3 separate regions of the Mus musculus genome follow, and regions 2 and 3 are each linked to region 1. The links are chromatin loops, found by intact Hi-C in ENCODE. Cell type or tissue: heart. All regions are shown on one strand.

Region 1 (8,000 bases):
TTGTTCTGTGAGTGCTGGGATCTGAACTATGGTCCTCATAGTTGTCAGGCAAGTGCACTTACCAGCTGAGCCATTCTTCCAGGCCCTAATTTGTGTACTTTGATATATACTTTGGATTTTGCTTTCATAAAAATTCTGTCAAGAAGAACCCTCTATATACATAAGGATAATATCTACATATTATCCTTTATACATTATATATATTATACATGTATGTATATGCAAGTATAATAAAACATACTGAGATTGTTTTCTAGACGAATGGACATAAACCTTTTAAATTTTGATATAGATTCTAAAATGAAACTGCAATTTGATGCATCCAGCTTGTGGATGTAGCTCAGTGGCAGAGCATGCCACGTGGTATGCACAGGTCCCTGGGTTCGATCCCCAGGAAGGAGAAAAAGTACGCATGCCCTTACTCTGCCTGTGCCCTTCAGGAAGATCAGGCACTTCCTGTTGGCACCACAGAGGCTTTTGGTCTTTTGTTTTCCCAGTTTGCTAACTGGAAACACACCATGTTAATTTCTTTAATTATACCGTAGGAGAACATCTTCCCATATGTTCAGGGTCTTCTCCATTTATTTCTCTATAAATATTTCTATACTTGGCATGGCTTTCTATTGGCTTCTTTAAAAAAAAACTCATTTATATCAGTTCTGTTTATTTAAGGAAAGAACTCTTTTGACAAGTTTGTTCTAAGATATATTTTTCTCTGGTTTGGAAGTTAGTCTTTTGAGTGAACTTCTCTTTTTAGACCCAAATAATATTGCTATTTGTGCAAATTTATTGGTGTCTCTCTTTAAGGCCCCTGGGTTTTATAGTCATCTCAGAAGAGCCTTTATTTTTCTTGGATTGGTAATAAAATAATTTGCATTTTAAGTGACTTTATGAGTTAGTGTCTCCATCTGAACATTCTTTCATCTGGAGTGACTGTGGGAGGTAATGAGTGAGACAAGAACTCATGTAACCTCAAAGGTGGCAGGCAGCTGCCTCGTCTCTAGGTTCTGAACAGTGGAGGCTACTCAGGGCTGGGCTGGGCTTTGGCGATGGCACCCCACCCCTCCTTAGCCCTGTTTTGACACTTTCCCTGTACAGTACACCTGCTATTTGGGTTGAGTGCTGATTTTTCTTTGGCTTTAGTACTTTCTTCCTGTAACCTGTTTATTGGTTGGAACTTCAAAGTCCATCTTGGTATGGGAAGACAGTTGGTATAGAGGAGACAGGGGAGGTCTTGTTAGCTAGGTGAATAAGACACAGTCAGCTTCATAAAGAGCAGACAGGAGTGTCCTGGGTAAAGAAGTGGCATGCCTGAAGAGAAGGCAGGAGACAATTCCAGTTCCTGTTTGAAGGGACTATGAAGGACCCGTGTCATGAGCATGGGAAACAGGGAAAAAAGGATGAGATGTTTTGGAAAGAAGGCTAGATTAAAATGCATTTTTAGACTATTTATTTTGTTTTATGTGCATGAGTATTTTGCCTGCATGTATGTTTGTGTATCATGCATGTGCCTTATGTCCAGGAAGGTTAGAAGAAAGTTGCATTCCTTGAGACTGGAGTTACAGATGATTGTGAGTTGTTGTGTGGATGCTGTCATCCAAACTCAGATCCACAGTAAGAGCCACAAGTGCTCTTAGTAGCTGAGCCATCTCTCTAGCAATGTGGGCCAGATTTGGTAAAACCTCTAGATTTGAAGCGTGGGGGTGTGGTGTGTGTGACAAGCTGCAGATTCCCAAAGAATAGCAATGACATTCTGACTGTCATGTGGAGGGTGGTGGGAGGACCGAGAGAGCCACACCTGGTGTGGACCAGGCCCGGGAAGGTGTTGATCATTTGTGTGAGCAGTGGAGAAAGAAAGGAAGGGAAGTCAAGACTGGGTGCAGAGTGAGAGCAGGAAGGAACGGAGGCTAATTCCTGAAGCGCCTTGCCATGCACAGCCTTTCTGAACCGTTCACCTAGCCACCTAAACACATGTGTTTAAAATGCCGGTGGCTCAAGGAACACTGAAGGACTTAACACCGCATTTGGGCTTATTGACATTCTAAGATCTCAGAGAGTATTGGATTTGCTGAGATGGGGTGAGTTACAGGAGAAAGGCGCTGGGACCTTGCTGGGCTGGGTTTTTATTAAAAAGCTCACTGTACCTCAGAGACACTTGTACATCCAGGCTTCCTCTGCTGTAGTCCCAACAGCCAGGTAGTGAAGCCACCCTTGACGCCCATCAACAGGTTCACGGAGACGGAAATGTACGGATACACAGTGGGATTAGGTTTAGTTGTAAAGAATGAAATTATGACATTTTCAGAAAAGTAGATGGAACTAGAGACCATTGTGTTAAGCAAAATTAGCCAGAGAAAGACAAGTACTATGTATTTTCACTTGATACAAACAAAATCTAGAGAAAAAAATTTGTGTGTATATATGGTGTGTGTGTGTATGACATGAAAGAAGAAATGAGACCATGAGAGAAGAGGATGGAAGGTGGGAAGATGACCATGGAATATAGTGTCACAGAATGGGGACCATGTGGGAAGGAAAGGGACCAGCGAATGGGGCTTTGTGCATGGGGGGGCAGTGTATGTGGGGCAGAGAAACAAGGAATGTGTATGAACACATCACAGTGTGATTCCTCTCTGTGTACTAACCAAAAAGTTAAAATAAAGAGGGCGGGTGCCTAGGAAACCCACATGTAGGCAGAAAAGTGTTTATTTCATCTGCAGTCTGCAGAGAGGTCTACACGGAGACACCAGCCACCATACAGATCTTGTTTAGAATCACGACAATGGGGCAAGAAATGTAGACAGAAAAGAGCAGGAGACAGACCCTGAGGGATGCCGGTTCCCAGAGCCTGGAGGGGTCCACCAGGGGCGGGCAGAAAGAGGGACAGGCACCATCTCCCAGTCTTCCTTTGCAGCCTTCTGTGGCCTCCTGTGCTTTTACAGGACAGCCTGGCCCCAATGCGCTTCTGGCTTCATCTCTCCTGGCTCCTTGCCTCTCCCTGTCCAGTGCCCCCTTACCCTCCCACCCCACTGCAGGTCTGTTTGTTTTTTTAATTGTCAGCCTGACTCACTGCTGTGTTGATTCAGGGCAAGAAGCACCAAGGATTGTTCCTTTTTTTGTTTCTTTCCTTTCCTTGGTTCTGACATAGTATCTAGCAAACAGCAGGCATACAGTAAGTTTGATTCAGGAATGGCTACACTCTTTAACTCGACTGTGACTCTGTAAAGTAGCCTTACCCCATCTTTACCTTTTTGGTTTTTTTAGAAACAAATCAAGGACAGGATCCTTGGAACAAGAAGGTGACTTTTCACTAGTACCCCAGAGCTCTTGACTCTAGCTGCATATGTATCAAAAGATGGCCTAGTCGGCCATCACTGGAAAGAGAGGCCCATTGGACAGGCAAACTTTATATGCCCCAGTACAGGGGAACGCCAGGGCCAAAAAATTGGGAATGGGTGGGTAGGGGAGTGGGGGTGGGGGAGGGTGTGGGGGACTTTTGGGATAGCATTGGAAATGTAATTGAGGAAAATACGTAATAAAAAAAAAAAAAAAAGAAAGGTGACTTTTCACAGGATCCAGCATAGTGAGTAGTGTTGGGTGGGTGAAGTGTTGGTGAGCCTTGTTTTAGGGTCGATGAATGGGTAGTTGCTGGGGAGCCAGAGGCTGTATAGTCCAGCAGGGGGCAGCAGAGGGCCATGCAAAGCAGGGACTTCCGGCCATTGCATGGGCTTCTCTAGATCTCAGCTGAACTTGGTGCTTACAAGAGTCAAGACAGAGTGTTGAGATCTGCTGATACAGCACTGAGTGCCAGTGTCTTCCTGTGGGTCCCTGGGAAAAAGAAAAATAAGGTGGGAAGACGGGTGGAGGTGGATGTGACAACGGGGCTGCCTCACACTTGGATGTAGTGACTACAAGTGGGATTTGGGGCCCTTTTTGCTTCAGCCAGGCAGGGAGCTAGGAAGGGTTAAAGTGCTGGTCCCAGGACATACATGGTTGGAAATAACTTTCTTTCGTTCTCTAAACTAGTTTTCCTTCTCTCTCTCTCTCTCTCTCTCTCTCTCTCTCTCTCTCTCTCTCTCTCTTTCAGCAGGTTTTAGTGTTTGTTTTATATGTCCAACCTGTCACAGGTGCTGCTGGGGAAGGGGATTTTGCAGCAGGTCATTGGGGGCCATCGAGGCCACAGCAGCAGTGACCAGAGTGCAAGGTCTTGCATGGAAACTGATTTTGGTTTCTCAATTCACACACTTTGCATAAATGTGAACCACAACATAAATCCACAAGCCACGTGCATGTACTTATGTGCACATATCATCCATGTAACATTCACTCATGTGCTCAAAGGCATACACCTGCTACCCACGACCTATCATGCATACATACTAACTCACAGTCTAACACACCAGGGGGTGGGGCTCTGCAGTGGGTTTTATGGATACATTCCAAGTTCCTCTTTCTCACCTCCATGTCCGTGTGCAGAGAGAGCAACAGTGTGATTTAAGTCTAGGATCAAACCAACTCTCAGCTAATGGTACCAACACAACCTCAGCCCCTCTACATCGCCTTGGTGGCTGCAGCTGTTCTAAGAGTGAATGAGGGAGGAAGTAGCTGTGGAAGCTGTCGGCTGCTGCTCTGTTACCCCCAAGAAAAGGCCAAGTCAGAAAACGCTGATGGAGATGTGCAGACAAGAGGCTTGCAGACAGAGCTGGCAGTGGTTTTCCACCACCCCAGTATTTGGAGCCTTGGGACAGCCTATGCCACCTCTCGACTTTAGGTTCTGATACCACATTGCCGTGTGTCTTTAATTCGTTCATATTGGGCTTTTCTGTTTCTTATATCCAGGATTCTCAGTGAGAAGCAGCTCCCGTCGGAGCTCTTGATGAAGGCCGGGAACAGGCCCAGCCTCTGCTTTCCCTCCTTTCCTTTTGGTCTCTTGATCCTTAGTGTGACCACAAGGCACTGTGTGCAGTTCATGGAACTTCATGTAGGAGAAGACAGTTGTGCTTAAACCAGGATGGATGGCAGCCTCTCTCTCTCTCTCTTCTAAAGAGAGTGACACAATTCAAACCCTGGGGAAGACTGGCTCTCTAAGTGGATCTTAATATTTTGTAGAGGCCGAGATGAGAGTCAGGCCAGTGCCTTTGGATTTGGAGGGCGGAAAATCTTTGCTGTCACCCTGCTCCTCCCTCCAATCTCTCTAGCCACTCTGAGGGTGAGCATTACTTACCCTGCTTGGAAGATGGATTATGAAGATGTCTCAGAGAGGATGCCTTCTGCTCAACACAGAGTGGAGCTCAGCCTCCCGTCTAGGGTTCTTTGGCTCAAAAGCTTGTGGGTGCCTCTCCAGGAGGGAACGGCCTTGATTGAACTCAGACTGTTCATGTGATCTGCTTTGGGTAGGCTCTTTGGAGGAGAAAAGGGTAATGAAGAACTAAGACCTCAAAAGTTCTTGTATCTGACTTTATCTGACTTTCACCAGAGTGGTGGAGGAAGCAGGGAAGAGGGCCTTATAGTAGGTTCTCATTGTGGTGAGTAGGACAGGCAAGGTGGACCTTAGAAAGCCAGTTCTGGGCTGGGGCTGGGGCTGGGGCTGGGGCTGGGGCTGGGGCTCGCCCGATAAAGTGCTCAAAACACGAGGACCTGAGGCTGATCCCCAGGACCATAGTTAAATACAAAAGAGCTGAATGTGGTAGTGCACTTGTGTAATCCAACTCTGGGGACACTGGGACAGGCCTAGGCCACCAGGCCAGCCCCAGGTCTCAGTGAAAGACCTATTCTTAAAAATCATGATGGAGGCTAGAGAAATGGCTCAGTGCCTCAGAGGATCTGGTTTGATTCCCAGCACCCATGCTACAGCTCTCAGCTACCTGGAACTTCAGCCCCAGGAGATTCAGCACCCCCCTCTTGCCATCTTAGGTACTGCAAACACCAGGTGTATTCATAGACATACAGGCAAAACACTCATACACATAAAATACAAATGAACAAACCTTAAAAACAAAAAACTGATGGTTCTGCCTACAAGATGACACCTGAGACTGTACTTTGACCTCCATATTCATGTGCACACACACGTACACTCACATGAATCCACACTTACATGAACACTTACCCACTCACATGAACACCCTCCTACATGAACGCACATACACAAGCACACACATACATGAACCTAACACAGGAACACATACATGAGCACACATATGAACACCCACCTACACGAACACACACCACATACATGAACACAACACAGGAACACCCACCCACACGAACACCCATCACATGAAAACACACACACACACACGCACACGCAAAAGAGAAGAGAAAAGACAACAGCTCCTTTGGGGTGTGGGCCTGCAGCATAGGAACTGGCCATGTAGACTTAGACCCAACTATGGCTTCAAGTTCTAAGGTATTTGCTCTAGGGTGTCAGAGAACAGCAAACTGTCAAGTTTTGAATTTCAGGTCTGAACATGAGAGCTTGCTCCTTTGGTCTTGGTGTAAGCCCAACCAAAATCCACAAGTAAAGAACTTAACTCAGGGCTCCCCAAGAGCAGCTGTCCCCACGCTGCATTAAGGCACACAGTGCTTAGCAGGTTTGCAGGTACCCTGGAGTCCTTCCTCATAAAAAAATGCCATGTTCAGTGTGGGAGGGGGCAGGGAGGCAGTGCATGGCAATTCTTCCTTTTTCTTTTTTCCCCTTGGGAGCAGTGGGTGGGGGCAGGTTGGTGGGCAGTGGAGCAGGCTGAGCCACATGCTGTATCTGGTAGTGAGTGGGAAAGAAGGAAGAGTTTCTCAATGCATGGGCAGAGGGCTGGTGGCCCCATGGAGGCATTGAGACAAGGTTGAAGGCTTCTGAGTTCAGTGATCCTGATGTTAATCTTTTCTGTCAACTTGACTGGACTTAGAGCCATCTAGGAGATACACCTCTGGGGTGTCTGGTGTTTCCAGAGAGGTTTAACTGAGGAGGGTCATCCTCTGGCTGGTGCCTTCCCCAGCATGATGAACCTCTCAAACCATGAGCCAGACCAAGCCCTTCCTTCCTTAAGCTGCCTTTTCAGGATCCCTGTCGCAGCAGCAAGAGCAGCAACTAATACGCCTGGCAGAAAAGAGGTTGGTCCTCAGAGTCCTCTCACATCTGACCTAGGAATCAGACTGGGTGTGTCAGGAAGCCTGGCCACAATGCCTGGCCAGGGCCCTCAGGGATAGCAAGATTCAGGTAGTAGTGTATATTAGGTTTACTCTTGGAGCAAGTGGGAGAGAAAGGAGTGGGAGGGGTATACAGGGCACACATTTAAGGAGACACTGGTTTTCTTGGCACCCTGATCTCCCATGAGCCTGATGGGGGCATCTCCTGTAACTTAGAACATGAGACAATTTCCTTGCTTCCCTCTTACCTTGTCCCCACATAGGAAAGCTGGCTTCCCACCACCGCTCCTGTTACAGAGCAAGGAAGATAGCATCTGCTAAGTGATGTATGTGTGTGTGTGTGTGTATGTGCATGCATGTGCACACGCATGCCTGTGTACCTTGTATGTGTGTGTGTCTGTGTACCTGTGTGTCTCTGTACTTGTGTGTGTGTGTATGTGACTATGTGCCTGTGTAGGTGTGTTTTCCACATCTTAAGGATGAGTGCTCAGCTGGTTACATTACTTTCTAGGCAGACCAGGAGATCTGACTCAGGTCCATATTCTCTTGGGCAGAAGGTCAGATGTCAAGGAACTACATAAGAAAATCACGCTTCTTTCTCCTCTTCCCTCACAGGGACAGCTATGGCCCAGAAGTAGAGTTGAGTATACTGCGAAAGAAAACACCATCAGAATCTATTGCATTGTGGCAGAGATGCTCAAAGCTGTCATGTTCATAGCTCAAGACTCCAGCTCTCCTCACCTGGTCCTGTTACAGAGTTTCCAACAAAGAATCAAGATGTCACCTATGGCTTAGTCATTAGGTGACTGGGGACATATTTAAGTTTACTCACACGTATGGATAGGTTTTGATCC
Region 2 (8,000 bases), 200 kb after region 1:
TATTTTCCAAAAATACTTTTTCTATTACAAAATTCTAGGCCAAAAGCTTTTCCCTCCAGGCTTCAGTGTTGAGCCCCACTTCGTCTTGTTTTGTAGGAGCCGCTGTCTCCGTATCCTTCTCCTCTGGGGCAGTGTGCTATCTTGTCTCTCGGGGTTGTTGTAAGGTCTTTATCTTTCTGCTGCTTTTAGGCAGTGTGAGTAACAGATGCCTTGTCACAGTCCACCCAGGTTTCTTGTGCTTGGAGTTTGTTGATATAGTAGGGCGATGGTACTGTTGATATTGGAAAAATTTCAGCCATTGTTTTCTCCAATCTTGTCTGTCTGCTTTTTTCCTTTGGCTTCTATTACCACGCATTGACCCTGAACTTGTCCTCTGTCTCAGCCGTTGCTCTGTGGTTGCACTCTCCAGTGTCTTGGTGTGTTTACCTCATGTGTTAGCCTCCGTTCCTGTGTTCGGTGGATAGTACAGTGACTGCGCTTACTTCATTTGTCTGCTAGTTCTACTGTCTTGTCAGTTCTGCATTGCTCTTATTGCTTTCCTCTTCATCTTGTCTTACAGCGTTTTTCTGCTGCTCATCTGCCTTCCAGATAGGAATTTTACCTATCTAGGTAGTAAATATTTTTTTAATACTGTAAATAATCAAGCTTTGTTTTAAAATACGGTTTTCTTACTTAGAAGGACTGTTTGGGGGTCCTTTTACAGTTTGTTAGGAGACCCAGAGCAAAGTTTAGTTTCCTGTTACTCATTTCCCACTGATGAGACAAACTCCTTCAAGGTGCTGTACTTCGTGCCTCTAGAGTTGGAAGCACACTGATGCCCTCTGTGGCCTTTGTATGCATCTCTCGGAGCTTCAGCCTCCTGGCATCTGCCCACACTGGCTGGCTCTAGTGCTCAGTGAAGGGCCTGCTGTCTCTTGGCGCTTCTCTCTGTTGCTCTGTGCTGTGCAGAGTTCTGCCCTCTGAACTCTAGCCACCTTGGCCTCAGCAGTTTCTTCAACAGCCAGCCAGGCCTCCGAGGTCCCCTACTTCTTTTTCCGAGTCCTGGAAACTCACAGCTGACTTGCACCCACGGGCTCACTTTGCTTCTCACCCCTGGGAGTCACACCATGTCTGATGTCCAGTGCTTTATATCAGCCCCACCTAACACCACTCTTCTGGACATTGTGTCCTGTGTTAGTTGTTTTTAGTGGGAAGATAAACCTGGTTCCTGTTGGTCAGAAGCAGAATTTGACTGCTTTCAAATTGTGATGTTTTATGTACAGAAAAGCCCATCTTGGAAACCATCCCTGGGGAACCCCAAATCAACCAAATAATGTCTGCCAACTCTAAATTTCACATCTAGTTTTTGGAATAAGTTTCTTGTTTTTGTACAAAAGCCAAAGCACAGTTGATACGCTGGTTGTTTAGCCCTAGATTTCAGTGAGCGACGAGAAAACAGCATTGCCTTTTCCTTTTGTAGTGTGTTTCTAGCTCAAACGTGGTGTTTAAGCTTCCGAAATAGTATTGATGAGAGAAATCCCCTTGCAAAATCTCTTAAGAAATCATGTGTGTGTCTGTGTCAGAAGTTACTCTGCATTTGTGTCACTTCCAGTCTTAAACTCAGATGTTCCATCCCTATACAGTTTCCTTAAATCTTCTTGGTTTTGAACCAAAGGACATTTTATCAGACTTTTGATTTTAATAACGTGTCAAAATTCTTTTCTCTTGTTGAATGTGGTGGCACACACCTTTAATTCCAGCACTTGAAGAGGCAGAGTCAGACAGAGCTCTGTGAGTTCAAAGCCAGCCTGGTCTATATAGCAAGTTCTATGGGCTGCTTAGAGACCCTACCTTTAAAAAATGACCTTAATTACTCAGAATAATAATTAGTAATACCTTTCTGCTAAATGTGCAGTGGTTTCCACTTAAATTAAAAATAAATGTTTAAACGTTGCACATTTTACCCTAACTCTCCCACTGGTGAGAGGGAGCTTCCCTTAGGACACATAAGGAATTCTTATTGAGGAAAACTTATTTGGGTGCAGAAGTAAGAACTGAAGATTTTAGCTGGTGGTAGCAAACAAGGTGAAGGAACTAGGTATCTTTCTACCAGAGATGAGTTAGATACTCTGCAGCAGGTGTATGGGAGCATGCCACAGTCCCAGCCCTGAGCAGGCTGGAGCAGGAGGATGGCAAGCCACCGAGAAGAGAAAAGAAAGACTACGCTTACATACACTGGTACACAGTGGTTTCTAAGACGTGGGTACAAGGTCAGCGAGAACGTACTCACTTGCTCGTTTCCCACACATTGACAACTTCAGTCATTCCTGGTGAAATACGTAGGCAACCAGTTGATCCTGGAAGAGAGAATTAAAGGTTGGAGTGAAGAGAAAGATTAATTTTTCATTGCACATTTCTATGTTGTTTGCATTTTTAAAGCCATGTACTTTTCAAAAAACCTGATTTTTTAGAAAAAGAAAAAAAGGAAAAACTTGTTTTGCTTGGACTTCCCTGACAGGAGTGATCGACACAGGAACTGCCCCATTTGTCGCCTACAGATGACTGGAGCAAATGAATCATGGGTGGTGTCAGATGCACCCACTGAAGATGACATGGCTAACTATATTCTTAACATGGCTGATGAGGCAGGCCAGCCCCACAGGCCATGACTTGGGGAAGACTTTCTGTTGTTATTCTGAACTACAAATACACTGTTGTCGTAGAGGAGAAGGGGGGGATATTGTGGCACACACAGAAATATCAGTTTTCCCACCCTCTTATTTTTGCTATTCTGGTATGTCCCGTTCTTAAATAAACTCCCATGTCTTCCATGTATGGTGGGCTACAGTTTGCTACTGTTTAGCCATATTTCCCACAGTCCACCTATTCTATGTTGCTCTTGAGCCCTTTGCTACAGATAGCAGCAATACTTGACACTACTGCTTTTCAGGGAGGGAGGGACTGTTCTGGCATCTTTTTAGTAGGTTTAAGTTTTAGAGTGTTGACAGTTGTAGCCATCTGAGATAAATGACTGAAACTAATGTCTCAGTTGGAACCTGAGGTGTGTGTGCTCTGCCCCCTTGTGGTTCATTATGGATCCTTCAGTACTGTGGCCCAATTGCTTCCTGATGTTATGTCACTTTTGGCCTTGGGTTCTGGAACTACTTATTCTTTATGTTGCCATGATGCAGCACACGGATTAGGACTGTCTGGTTGGAACTTTGTCTCGAAAATGGACTGTACCGGAGGGATCTTCATGGCTGCTTTAGAAAGGCATCCCCGGACCTGGATAGGTGCCCGTTGGATTTTTTCATAATGCCCATGAAGCTTGAGTTTTCAGAAGGATTTTTTTCTTTTATAGAAACACACATTTTATATTTCCAGATTCCACAGAGGCATCCAGTCCTGAGCCAGACAGCGTTTATTTTAGGTAAAGACGCCTTTCTGAGGCTTCGGTTTCCTCAAATTTCTCAGATTAAAAGAAGAGGACGATCAGGTAAACCTCCTCACCAAGCAGTTGTAAAACCCTAAACTCCAGACCTTGATTGGCTTTCTTCCCATTTCTCTGCACTATTCAGGCATCTAGAGAGAGAACCGTGACAGGAGTGCGGCCTCAGTGACAGCCACAGTGGCTTATGGAGGAAGAACGTTAATGCTAACAGTGCAGCCTATAAAAGTGCTAGTGCATGAAATAAGTCCCCTGTAAGAAATGTTAGCGTTCCATAGAAGTCTTCTCACAGATTTTTGGCAAGTTTCAACTGTCCCTGTTTTCCTAAGTATAGATGTACACAATTGAAGTTACTGCTTATTGATTTTTGATTCAGATTTTAATGAATATTTAAATAAAATCCCTTTCAAAGAAAAAGATCTGACTTGATTCAGATTTTAATGAATATTCAAATAAAATCCCTCTCGGGGGAAAAAAAGGTCTGACTTGATTCTGCCCCCAAATACTGAAGACATCAATAGTCCATTCACTGTAAGGACAGGGCAGTGACACCAAATGGCTAAGCAGTCTGCCGAGCATGCGGGCAAGCACAGTGCTGTTGTCTGTCATACCTTAGCTGAGATGGTTTCACAACCCCGAGAAAGTCTTACTCTGTTGTAGGTTCTTATTGAGAAACTCAGATTGTATTTGTGGTTTTCAAACATTAGCATTTCAAGTAAGTTCTGAGAGCCTATTCACACTGAGTGCACACACACACATGCTACCCCGTTATAGAGAAGCTACATATTATTAATACAAGTTTCCTTACACAAACCTTAGTGTGATCGAGTTTAAGTCAGTATATGAAAATGTGAAAATGTATTGGTGATACAGTTACATTAGAATTTGTAAATGAAAAAACCTCTGTTTTGTAAAAATAATAACAATTCAGGGCTAGAGGTGTAACTCAGTTGGTAGAGTGCTTACCTAATATATATAAAGCCTGGGTTCCATCCCAGCACTGCGTAAAAACAGTGATGCTGGTGCACCCCTCCTACCCCAGCACTTGAGAGGAGGAAGCAGGAAGACCAGAAGGCCCAGGTCATCCTCCATCACAGAGTGAGTTCAAGGATAGCCTGGGCTACATTGAAATGCTGTTTCAAAAACAATTGGGATGGCTAGGCTAGAGAGCTAACTCAGTGGTTAAGAGCACTTACTGTTCTTGCAGAGGACCAGAGTTTAATCCCCAGCACCCACATTAGTGGTTTACAACCACCTGTATCTCTCCAAGGGCTCCAACACCCTCATCTGACCACCTAGGGCACCCACATGCATGTTACACACAGAGAGACACACTAGCAAAACAACTTTAAAACATTTTAAAATTCATATTCTGTCATATTCTGTCAACTTTCAAGTGCTCCATAGAACACATTCTCTAAGCCTTGGAATGAGTGATCTTCTGAGATGCTTTCTAGCCCTAAAATTGTCCTTTTGGATTTTGACTTGCTGGGTTTAATTCAAATTGTCTAATCTTAAAGTGTTTCAGAAATTAATAACATAGCTTTAGGGGTTGGGGATATTTCCAGCAATAGCCAATACCTCTATTCCCCAGAATCCTTCATTTTTGAAAGAATAGAAAGTGAGTCCAGTGACTTGATCTTGCCCACTGCCCTTTATTTAAAGTGTGATCTCTGGGATACTAACTGGTCTACTGTGAAGCGTCAGTGTCTCCAACTGCCTTATCAAGTAGTAAGCAGAGTTCTCTATGCATTCCATTGAACTGGGTGGTGACTCCAGATGTCAATAGTAGGTAGGGTTCACCATAGGATCTAATCATAAATTTGTCTCATGAGTAAAATGTATACTTTTTCTATTCTGTACAGCTTTGCCTTTATAAAATAAGAACTACATAAATACATTTACCATGGTAGGAAATTGTGTGCCTTCAGTGATGTGCAAATTGCCTCCTGCTTTAGGGAATTGTTGTAAATTGTATGTTAGTGCTGTGCTCACTCAGTAACAGCAGGTTGGCTCAAATGCTGGAAACGTTGGGTTTCAGAAAGAGTTTGACTATGTATTGATGTAAAGGCTGACAACAGCAAAGCCTGTTTTATTCTTAGGAAAAACTGATACAATGTGCAATAAGTAAACTTTGCAAGTGAACATTAGCTAACTAAAAACGTTTGCTTATGTAATTTCACATTCTTATATACTAAATATTTATATTTATTAGAGGACTGTTTTGTATTGTGCTCTGGGGGTTGTGTTGTTTGTGTGCTGTTTTGAGGTGATTTTCTTGTATTAATATACAACTGGGTAATAAGGCTGCTTGGAAACCTTTTTTTGGTTCCCTGATTTTTTAACACTGGGAAGTTGGATTCATTAAAAGATAGTCTGAATAACTTGCATCCGTAGGTGTTGGGAGTTTCCTTGCTTTGGGGAGAGGGTTCTCGACTGAAGCCTACTTTGTCTGTCGGCTCATCACCTGCATTTATGAGAAGCAACGTAACAGCAGTGTGAGCAGCTACTGTGACTTTGGTTAGCTTTTCTTTCCTAGTACCCGTTAGACAGAATAAAGGGTCCACACTGAGCTCTGCCAGTTCTGTGCTTTCCGTGTAAAAGAATGTCATTGGAGAAACAGAAGAGAGGAAGCAGAGGGAGGTGGCAGCTTCGAGTCAGGTTTGCTGGTGCCCGTCAACCATACTGTGGAGAAACCCGCATTACTATCAAAGCATAAGAGTCCTTCGGATACACTTTGCTAAATCCCCACTCTGTAGTCTCAGCTCTTCATCAGCTTCTGTTTTACAGAATGCGCCTTAAAGATGATCGCTCAGGAGCCGGAGGCTGTGGGTCTGTGGTGTGAGCCCCCTTTCCTGGTGAGACGGTTATTCTGACAAATCATGGTGCAGACACAACATTTAGGTGCATAAGCCATCACCCTCTGTGTTTAAGAACCAGAGAAATTGTGTTGTGAGCCCACCCTTCAGCAGGCAGCAGCTACTGAGAGAGCCAGCCAAGCACACCCTTAGACCTGCTTTCATTCAAGACTAAAGTGTGGATTCACGAGGCGGAGAGATGGTGCCGACTTTCAGCAGTACAGGCTAAGTAAGATATAAGGCAAACATCCACCCTTAGGAATTGTCCAGAGAGTACTGTCTGGAAACCTGAGCCCATATACAGTTGCCTTGGCTTCCGACTGTAAAACAGGCAAAAGGAGGGATTTACACACACACATACACACACACACAAACACACACACACGAGGATCAGTGAGCACTAGGATTTCATTAAACAAAGTGATAGAGAAACAGTCTGAGAAGCACCCTGGTGAACAGATTAAGACATCATCCGAGGCAAAGCACTCTAGATGTGGCTTTGCTGATGCTCTGTGGGACTGGCAGAAGCTAGGCTGAGGTGCTAGATGACCACGAGGTCACCTGAGCCGTAGCTTGCAAATTGTGGGTTTCCTCGTCAGTGCTCTCCACTGCTCACAGCTTTCCATGCACCCCATCTCAGAAATAAAGAAACATTTGTTCTATTGGGTCACAGTCCTAATAGACTTTATTTGTAGTCTTTAAAAAAGTATTTGATACAATGAAAAACTGTACAATAGTTGCTATGTTTGGGCAAATGTATACAAATGGAGGCTTTTCAAAAATAATCCCGCATGACAGGTTTTCATTCAGTTTCATAATCATCTATGTGAGATAGTATGTGTATTTGCCTAGTAAAAGGATGACATGGTTCCATACGCTACACAACAACTGGAAGGATGACAGTCACAGGACAGAATAATTAGTTAAATGGGCAACTTCCAGGTACAGTTAGGTTCATCTAACTATGGTGTAGGACTTCCTGCCTTCTGAATAGTTAAGAAGGTCTTTGAACATTGTTGAGTATTCTGCACATACAGATGCCAAAAGAGAAAGTCATTCAATTACTCCATGTGTATTTATTGAGCACCTACTATGTTCTAGGCACTAGTAACAAAAATGTCTGATAAAGCTAAAGTTCACGTTAGACTTAAAAATTCTACCTAGTCCCTGGGACCATGATAGCTTCTGAAGAAATCTGCTTTAAAATAAAATCCACTTTGTTAGTGACTCTTTTTCAAACATTTAAAATATGTGAAGCCTAAAACAGTAGGAGGAGGCAGGGGAGTCGGGGGTGGGGTGTGACTGGATCAGGAGCTTGGCTCGAGTCCTGTGTGTCCTGAAGCACATTTCACTCCCTGAGGAGTCCCTGGTCTGACTCCCAGGGGAGGTGGTGACACTACAGTCACAGGACATCAGAGCCAGAAGGAGCAGAGGCCCTGTGCTTTTCAGAGGTCTTCATTTAAAAACAAAAAGTGAAGAGCAGCCCCATAACCTCGCCTTGTACCTTCCGCAGCCCAGGAGTGGACCATGAGATGGATTCACAGAATATGGTTTGAGATGACTCGTTGAGTCCTAGATAATAACATAGAACAGAAGTGATGACCTCAGAGGGTGCATTGGGCTTCCTAACCAGACAGGAAGGAGGGGTGCTAAGAGGGAAAGAAACTCATTTTTTAAAATGCACAAATCATCAACAGGAGAGCGTTTGTATTTTC
Region 3 (8,000 bases), 290 kb after region 1:
GAACAAGACAAGATGAATCCCAAAACTCAGGGACAGCAAGTCCAAGACAGAGATGTCTGTGGATATTTATAAGTGAGAACTGTAACTGATGTGTAGAAACTCAGAGACCCACCCGAGCATCCCACAAAGCAAGCTACTTCCCTAGCCTGTACCCTTGATCCTAGGGGAAGTGAGGCGGTGCCCGAAGAGCTCCTACTCTAAGTCTTAGATAGTTACCTAACAGATGTCTTTGTATAGACCTCATCCGTAAGCAAATTTGATGGCTAGAGTGGTAGTGCACACCCGTGAACCCCAGCGCTGGAGACGCAGAGGCAGAGGATTGATGGTTTCAGGCTAGCTTGGAAAACAAAGCAACAACCCTGTCTCGACAACAAAATAAAAACACCACAGATTTTGGCCTATGTCTATAGACTTAGTCCTTAGGATGCTGAGGCAGCAAGATCATTTGACTCTAGGATAGCAGTACACGCCTGGGAAACACAGGGAAACTGTCTCAAACAAACAAGAGAGACAATAAAATCAGAGCTTAGTTAACTGAGACCCTTGGTGCCTGTAGCCTGCTGTGCTTGCATGTGGTCCAAAATATGCTAGGGTAGCTGAGAGGTCAGCTGAGAGGTCAGTCCTTTATGAGGCGGGACCTAGCAGGAGACTCTTAGGTCTCTGGGGAAGCTGCCCTTATAAGAGATTAAGGTAGGTCTTATGGGGCCCCTGGGGTCTCGAGAGAGTTACGCGAATGAGCCTGAGGCCCGCATGGTGGTTCACACCTGGATTCCTAGCACTCAAGAAGCAAAAGCCGGAGGATTGCTGCAGGTCTGAGGCCAGCTCTAACTACACAGTGAGTTCCAGGCCATCCTGGGCTACCTCGTGAGACACTATCAAACAGAGCAAAAAAGACCCACTTCTTAATTTAAGATCCAATCCCTTCCTTCCACATGCTCCTCCAGTTGATGCCATCCAATGGGCCCCCCAGTCTTGGACTTCCACCCCAGAATGTGAGCTAAACTGCCTATCTTTCCTTTACAGAGTTAGCCTGTCCCAGGAAAGCAAGCCTGACTAACACAGTTCCTGACACGATTTTATGTCTATCTCTGGCCCTCTCTTACTGTTTTAGTTGTGCCTGGACCCTAATGGTTTCTGAAAGCTAATTTGAAAGTCAAATTCAGAAGACTGGAAGTGTAACCGTCCAACTGTGCTAAGAACAGTACTCAGCTTCTTCAAATGCTGAAAGGACGGCTGGGGTTCATTCAAAGCGCATAGGAGCTGAGAGCCTGCAACAAAACGTAAAGGCTGTGGCTTTTTACAATACTGAGAGCCAGGCATTCGAGATCCACTCCCTCTCCAGAGCCCGCCACCCTCAGAGTTCCTATACTGAATATACCTTTGTAAGACAGGAGTTGGCAAGCTACCACTGCCAACCAAACCATGCCTGTCAATGGGCTAAAAAAATAGTTTTTATAGTTTTTTTTTTTTAACAGTTGGAAGGGAGATCAAAAGAAAAAGAAGAGTTAGGGGCTGGGGATGTAGCTCAGTTGACAGACTGCTTACAGGATACTGGGGTTTGAGCCCCAGAACTGCATGAATCATTTAAACCCAGGGTGGTGGTGCACTCCTGGAACCAATCCAGCATGTGGGCGGTGGAGGCAGGAGGGCCAAGAGTTCAAGGTCAGGGCTGGAGAGTTGGCTCAGTGGTTAAGAGCACTTGCTGCTCTTCCAGAGGCGCCAGACTGGACTTCTAACACCAATATGGTGACTTACTAATGGTCTGGAACTGCAGCAGCAGGGGATCTGATGCCCTCTTCTGGCCACCTTGATATGTTTATGGTACAGACAGACACATGCAGGCAAAACATCCATAGACGTAAATTTTTTTTAAAAAATTAAAGAATTCAAGATCATCCTCAATTGCACAAGTTTGAGGCCATGCTGAGCACATGGGATCCTCTCAGGAGGAAAAAGAGGGAAGGAAGAAAGGGGGAAAATAATTTTGTGACCCATGGAAATTCCATGAATTGAAATCAGCCTTCAGGAAGAAGGTTGTTGTGTCCTCTCCGTGTCCCATGAGCCTCTCTGTAGTCACCTCTTCTCCCCCCGCCCCCCTGCTTCTGACCCAGACAAATATTCATCTGCTTTCTATCAGTACAAATTTGTTATTCCTTTCCTAAAACTTCAAGTAAATTGAATCACACAGCCTGCACTTTTTGTGTCTGGCTTCCTTCAGTCAGGATAATGTTTTCTGAGATTCACCCATGTTGTATCAATACCAGACAGGACACGTCTGCTTTTGTTTGTGAGGGAAAGGCAGAGTCATGTCAGGTCTGAAGGCACAAGTCAGAACTCCTCATGAGCAGCAGGATAAGAGTTTCTTTCTCTAGGTGCCGGCTGTGTGGTCTTCCCTCGCCTCAGGGGAGGGTCTTAAGGCAGATATTCCACAATCAAATATGTGTTCCATAAGTCAACAGATAACCACCATGGTATGAATTTGAACAGGAAAGATTTGGTGGGCAAATATGCAATGCCTCTCACAAGAAATGTCAAGTGTGTGTGATGAAAAAAAATGAGAAGAGAAAGCTCTAATAACCTTCAAATACAACTTCAACCACTATAGACTTTTGAGTGGTTATAAATGTATTTGTAGCACTGGGGAGGTAAAGGCAGGCAGATCTCTGTGAGTTCAAGGCCAGCCTGGTCTAAATATTGAGCTCCAGGCAAATCATAGATATGCAGCAATACCTTGCCAAAAAAAATGTTACTTGGCCGGGCAATGGTGACGCACGCCTTTAATCTCAGCACTTGGGAGGCAGGGGCAGGCAGATTTCTGAGTTCGAGGCCAGCCTGGACTACAGAGTGAGTTCCAGGACAGCCAGGGCTACACAGAGAAACCCTGTCTCAAAAAAACCAAAAAAAAAGTTACTTATAAATTAAAAAAAATTTTTTTAATTATGTGTATTTGTGTGAGGGTGTCCACGGAGGCCAAAGGCTCAGGGTCCCCCGAGAGCTAGAATTACAGATGTGAGTCACCTGACAGAGGTACTAAGAACCAAATTCAGGTCCTCTTCAAGAACAGGATGAGCTCCTAACCACTGAGCCACCTCTCTAGCCCCTGCTTGTAAGTTTTGTTTCACCAATTTGTTCAAAGAAAATTCCGTGTCAGCGATGCTCCAGGATATTTTGAAGCATTCACATTGCCACTTCAAGCCTGTAATAAGATACTAATAGGTTTGGATTGTAGCAGGCTCATGTTTAGTGGTAAAATGATTGTGATTCTTTCATTTCGACGTTTATACAAATTCAATACCTAAGATTTTCCTTTACTTTGTATTTTAATTATAAGCACAATGGAATCTTTTTCACTACGCCCCATACAGGTACCTCCAGATTCCCTTCAGCTGGCCCCAAGTGCCATACCTATATTCTCTTACTCTCTGTGAGCTATGAACTGGAAGCAGTGAGGGTTCACAGGCCCTGAGACCAGGAGAGAAATTTCAGCTCTGACTAGCAAGCTGTCTTACTAAAGAGGGCCCTCCTGCCCCCTAGTGGTCATTATTGTATATGCCTCTCAAGAGGAAAATGAGATACAGGCATTGTGTCTATCATCCTTGTTACTCAGCATTGTGTTTACCATGGGCTCTGGCTGGGATGAATGCCTTCATAGGCATCCTCCCAACATAGCTATCCTGCAGTCCCTGGGGAGGTCGAGCCTGTGGCTCCACTCCAGGGCTTCCATCTGTCTCTCTCCCTTCATCTTCATTACTACATCACGAGCCAAGTTCCACCTGTGTTAGCCAGTGAGACCACCCTTGATCACTAAACCACTTCCAAAACCTGAGAGACATTAGGAGAGAAAGGAGAGAGAACCTGGGAGGAATACACCCATCTTTTCAGCAATTTGATGCAAAGAGGCAGACTCTAGGTCTCAGGCACTCAAGGAATTTGGGGTCCTCTTGAAACATAAAAAGGAAAGAGCTATGCTGGACCATAAACACTTGCCACACCCTCTTTGTCTAGGCAGAGACCCCACCTTTTCTTCACTAGCCACAACACAGAACAAGTGGTCACAGAAAGAGAACAACAACAACAACAACAAAAATACCATCTTTTCTTCAGGTCATAGATCAAGCATTCGTTTCAAGGTATTTATGTATGCTGGGTAGTTTTTTGTCACCTTGACACACACTAAGGTCACCTGATAAGAGGAAGCCTCAACCGAGAAAAATCCTCCATCAAATTGGACTATAGGCAAGTCTATAGGACACTGATGTAGTTAATCATTGCTGTGGAAGGATCCAGCCCACTATGAGTAAGGAGACGCTGGGAAGGTGACCCTGGACTGTGTAAGAAGCAAGATGAGTGCATCATGGGAAGCAAGCTGGTAGGCCGCTTTCCTGGATGGTCCCTGCCTCTCCTCCTACTTGAGTTCCTGACCAGACTCCCTCAATGATAAGCTGTGATCAGATTGTGAGTCAAATAAACCCTTCTGGGGTTGATCACATCAATAGAAAACAGATTAGGATGCTGAGTATTGTTAAGAGAAAATTAACCTGTATGGAAATCAGAACAAGTCAAAGTTGATGGTCGTGAGTGCACACGGGAAAACTGGGGGACACCGGAATTGCATCTGAAATGAAGACAGTAGATTCCACTCTGAAAAAAAAAAAACTGAGCAAGCTGTAGAATCTCTATGGAATGTTCTGGTACTCCAGAACCTCTCATCTTTGCTCTGACACTCTTGGGAGCCTCGGCAGGCCAGAAGCCCCAGACTCCCTGTCTCAATCTCCCTGATAGAGCCCCATGTGTCCATTGGAGAAGTGACGTCAGAGGTTATGCTAGAACGGGGGAAGGAAACTTGATGCTAGGATGCATGACAAGGTGTTCAGGGTTTCCCGCTCAACCTTCGTTTCTGAGTGGGACTCCAGAAGAAGCCCTCCTGCAGCATCCTCAGCAAGTCCAAGTCTTGGTGTCTACCTAATCCCCCTTCCCTGAACCATGAGCAGACTTATTTTGGGCCATGTGGTTGGCAACAGTTAGCCAACCTCTTCCTAGCCAGAGATCCCTGTATTAAGACAAGACAAGGGCACCAGTGTCCAGAGGAACTGGCTCTGGTCACACCCTGGAGTTGTGGAGCACTTGTCGTGGGTCACCAGGATGTTAGTGTCAGGATCCATGAGTCCTGTTCAATTGCACAGTGGGCACCTACAAGTGATCCCAGGGACCCCTCCATCCAAGGAGATCTGAAGGGGTCATAGCCTTGTTGCTTTGGTCTTTCAGGACATGAATATTATCCTGGGTTCTCTATCCCATATTAAATTTCTGGTTATAAAAAGTCAACAAATGCCAAACTGGCATCCTTAATCATCAGGGAAATGCAAATCAAAACAACCCTGAGATTCCACCTCACACCAGTCAGAATGGCTAAGATCAAAAATTCAGGTGACAGCAGATGCTGGCGTGGATGTGGAGAAAGAGGAACACTCCTCCATTGTTGGTGGGATTGCAAGCTTGTACAACAACTCTGGAAATCAGTCTGGCAGTTCCTCAGAAAATTGGACATAGTACTACCGGAGGATCCCGCAATACCTCTCCTGGGCATATATCCAGAAGATGTTTCAACTGATAAGAAGGACACATGCTCCACTATGTTCATAGCAGCCTTATTTATAATAGCCAGAAGCTGGAAAGAACCCAGATGCCCCTCAACAGAGGAATGGATACAGAAAATAAAGGTACATTTACACAATGGAGTACTACTCAGCTATTAAAAAGAATGAATTTATGAAATTCCTAGGCAAATGGTTGGACCTGGAGGGCATTATCCTGAGTGAGGTAACCCAATCACAAAAGAACTCGCACAGTATGTACTCACTGATAAGTGGATATTAGCCCAGAAACTTAGAATACCCAAGATATAAGATACAATTTGCTAAACGCATGAAACTAAAAAAGAACAAAGACCAAAGGATGGACACTTTGCCCCTTCTTAGAATTGGGAACAAAACACCCATGGAAGGAGTTACAGAGACAAAGTTTGGAGCTGAGACGAAAGGATGAACCATCTAGAGACTGCCATATCCGGGGATCCATCCCATAATCAGCTTCCAAACACTGACACCATTGCATATACTAGCAAGATTTTGCTGAAAGGACCCAGATATGGCTGTCTCTTGTGAGACTATGCCAAGGCCTGGCAAACACAGAAGTGGATGCTCACAGTCAGCTATTGGATGGAACACAGGGCCCCCAATGGAGGAGCTAGAGAAAGTACCCAAGGAGCTGAAGGGATCTGCAATCCTATAGGTGGAACAACAATATGAACTAACCAATCCTCCCCTCCCCCCGAGCTCGTGTCATCGACTAGGCCATCAGTGGAAAGAGAGGCCCATTGGTCATGCAAACTTTATATGCCTCAGTACAGGGGAATGCCAGGGCCAAGAAGTGGGAGTGGGAGGGTGGGGGAGTGTGTGGGGGAGCATGTGGGGGACTTTTGGGATAGCACTGGAAATGTAAATGAAATAAATACCCAATTTAAAAAAAGAACTAAAAAAAATAAGATGATAAAGGGAAAAAAGGTAGGTCCTGTGATAGTTAGCTTCTGGCAAGCCTACATCCAAGGCCATAGAGATGGCTCTCTTCCCTTTCCATCCTTCTCAATTTCACATCTAAGGAAAATGGCTACTGGCAACTCTATGCTTCATCTTCTAGATGCAAGTCCAATGCTCAAATCTTGCAGTTCTCTTTGAGAGACCAACGTTGATAGCTGGGGAAATATCTCAATAGCTAAAGCTTTTGCCACACAAGCAGGATGACCTGAGTTCTGTCCCCAGCACCCCTTATTAAAAAGCCAGCCACACTGCTGCAGGCAGGATAGCTGGCCTTGCCCCTCACCTGGGCAAAGCAGGAGAGCTCGTCCTGGTGGTGTGGGCTCAGAAGAGCTGGTGGGCTACTACCCATGCCCAGATCCAGGGCTTAGAGTTGGCCCACCCCAACATTTACCCCATGTCTAGGCTGCTGAAGAGCATGAAGAGACTGGTCCTTTGAAACCAAAGCAACAGGGTCTCAATGACATAGGGCGACAACAGGATATCCGGGAGGAATCTAGTGAGGATCCAGTATTGATGGTGCAGCAGAAGCCAGAGACCTCAAACCAGACCAATGACTCATTGCAATGAACATTTGCAAGTGAAGCAAGTGGGCAAAAGGATGTACTATGTGATATACGGTGACACACTGCACTAGTGGGATTTTTTTTTCTTTTGGAGGAGGTGGTTACAAGGGCAAAGGGCAGATATGGAGGGACAGGGAGATAACTAAAATTGGGTGAATGATGTGACATTCACAAAGAATCAATAAAACAGAAAAGAAAGCCAGCTATGATGCATGCATGTGTAATTTAGTACCATGGAGGTGAAGATGGGTGAATCCCTGAGGTTCCCTGGCCAGTTAGCCCAGCCTATGTGAGATCCGAGCTAATGGGAGATCTGTCTTAAAAACCAAGGAGTTGGGCTGGTGGGATGACTCAGCAAGTCAAGGTGCTTGTTGCACAAACTTGGCAGCCTGTGTTTTGATTCCCAGGACCCGTGGAAAGGACGAAGGAGAGAACCAACGCCACAAGTTGTCCTTTGACCTCCACATGTTACAGCATGGCGTATGCACACATGCACACCCCCAAGGGAGGTTGAGTGAAGACCGATACTGGAACATGCATGAACCCATCGTCTCTGAACCCATCAATGTCCCCATCACCCAGAACCAGATATGGTCCAGAGCAGAGATCTGGATACCAAGTAGTCTCTGTCGATATGAGTCCAACCCCTGTCCATGATCTCTCCCAGGTCTCCTTTGATCCCTCCTCTCCTCTTCTCTGGATGCCCCCCCCCCAGAGGCCTTTCCACTAACCCTTGTGAGACCTGCTGGCCCTCCCCTGTTCTCAGTGCCACATGCTTGTCACTGTCTCCCACCTCTACTTCCAGAGTCACACTGGAACTCAGGAGTAGGGAGACTGCCTT

Evidence for each region. Hi-C counts contacts between places; a loop is a spot of excess contacts. Peaks named below come from ENCODE experiments on the same cell type or tissue, not always from the same donor. Only the 100,000 strongest peaks of a DNase experiment are listed, where the experiment ranks them.
Region 2: it touches region 1 in a loop (6-fold over the local background); 33 of 42 quality-filtered maps call a loop at or near these places.
Region 3: it touches region 1 in a loop (5-fold over the local background); 26 of 42 quality-filtered maps call a loop at or near these places.

Annotation. Positions count from the first base shown.
Region 1 is chr7:111,010,817-111,018,816 of GRCm38, reverse strand. No RefSeq gene overlaps it. Among named protein-coding and RNA genes, the nearest start is that of Ctr9, 14 kb to the left of the region's middle. In heart, a CTCF peak has its summit at 3,679 (motif pointing right); a DNase peak (open chromatin) is centred at 3,696; H3K27ac peaks cover 380 bases.
Region 2 is chr7:110,811,348-110,819,347 of GRCm38, reverse strand. It overlaps Ampd3 (adenosine monophosphate deaminase 3), which reads right to left. Exons shown (of 15, transcript NM_001276301.1): 15 at 6,939-8,000. Rnf141 (ring finger protein 141) reads left to right here. Exons shown (of 6, transcript NM_025999.3): 6 at 2,498-2,813. The coding sequence ends at 2,648. Among named protein-coding and RNA genes, the nearest start is that of Rnf141, 29 kb to the left of the region's middle. In heart, a CTCF peak has its summit at 3,079 (motif pointing left); DNase peaks (open chromatin) are centred at 997, 3,097 and 7,647; H3K27ac peaks cover 1,331 bases.
Region 3 is chr7:110,722,800-110,730,799 of GRCm38, reverse strand. No RefSeq gene overlaps it. Among named protein-coding and RNA genes, the nearest start is that of Gm39068, 13 kb to the left of the region's middle. In heart, CTCF peaks have their summits at 1,802 (motif pointing left) and 3,537 (motif pointing left); no DNase peak of the experiment used is centred here.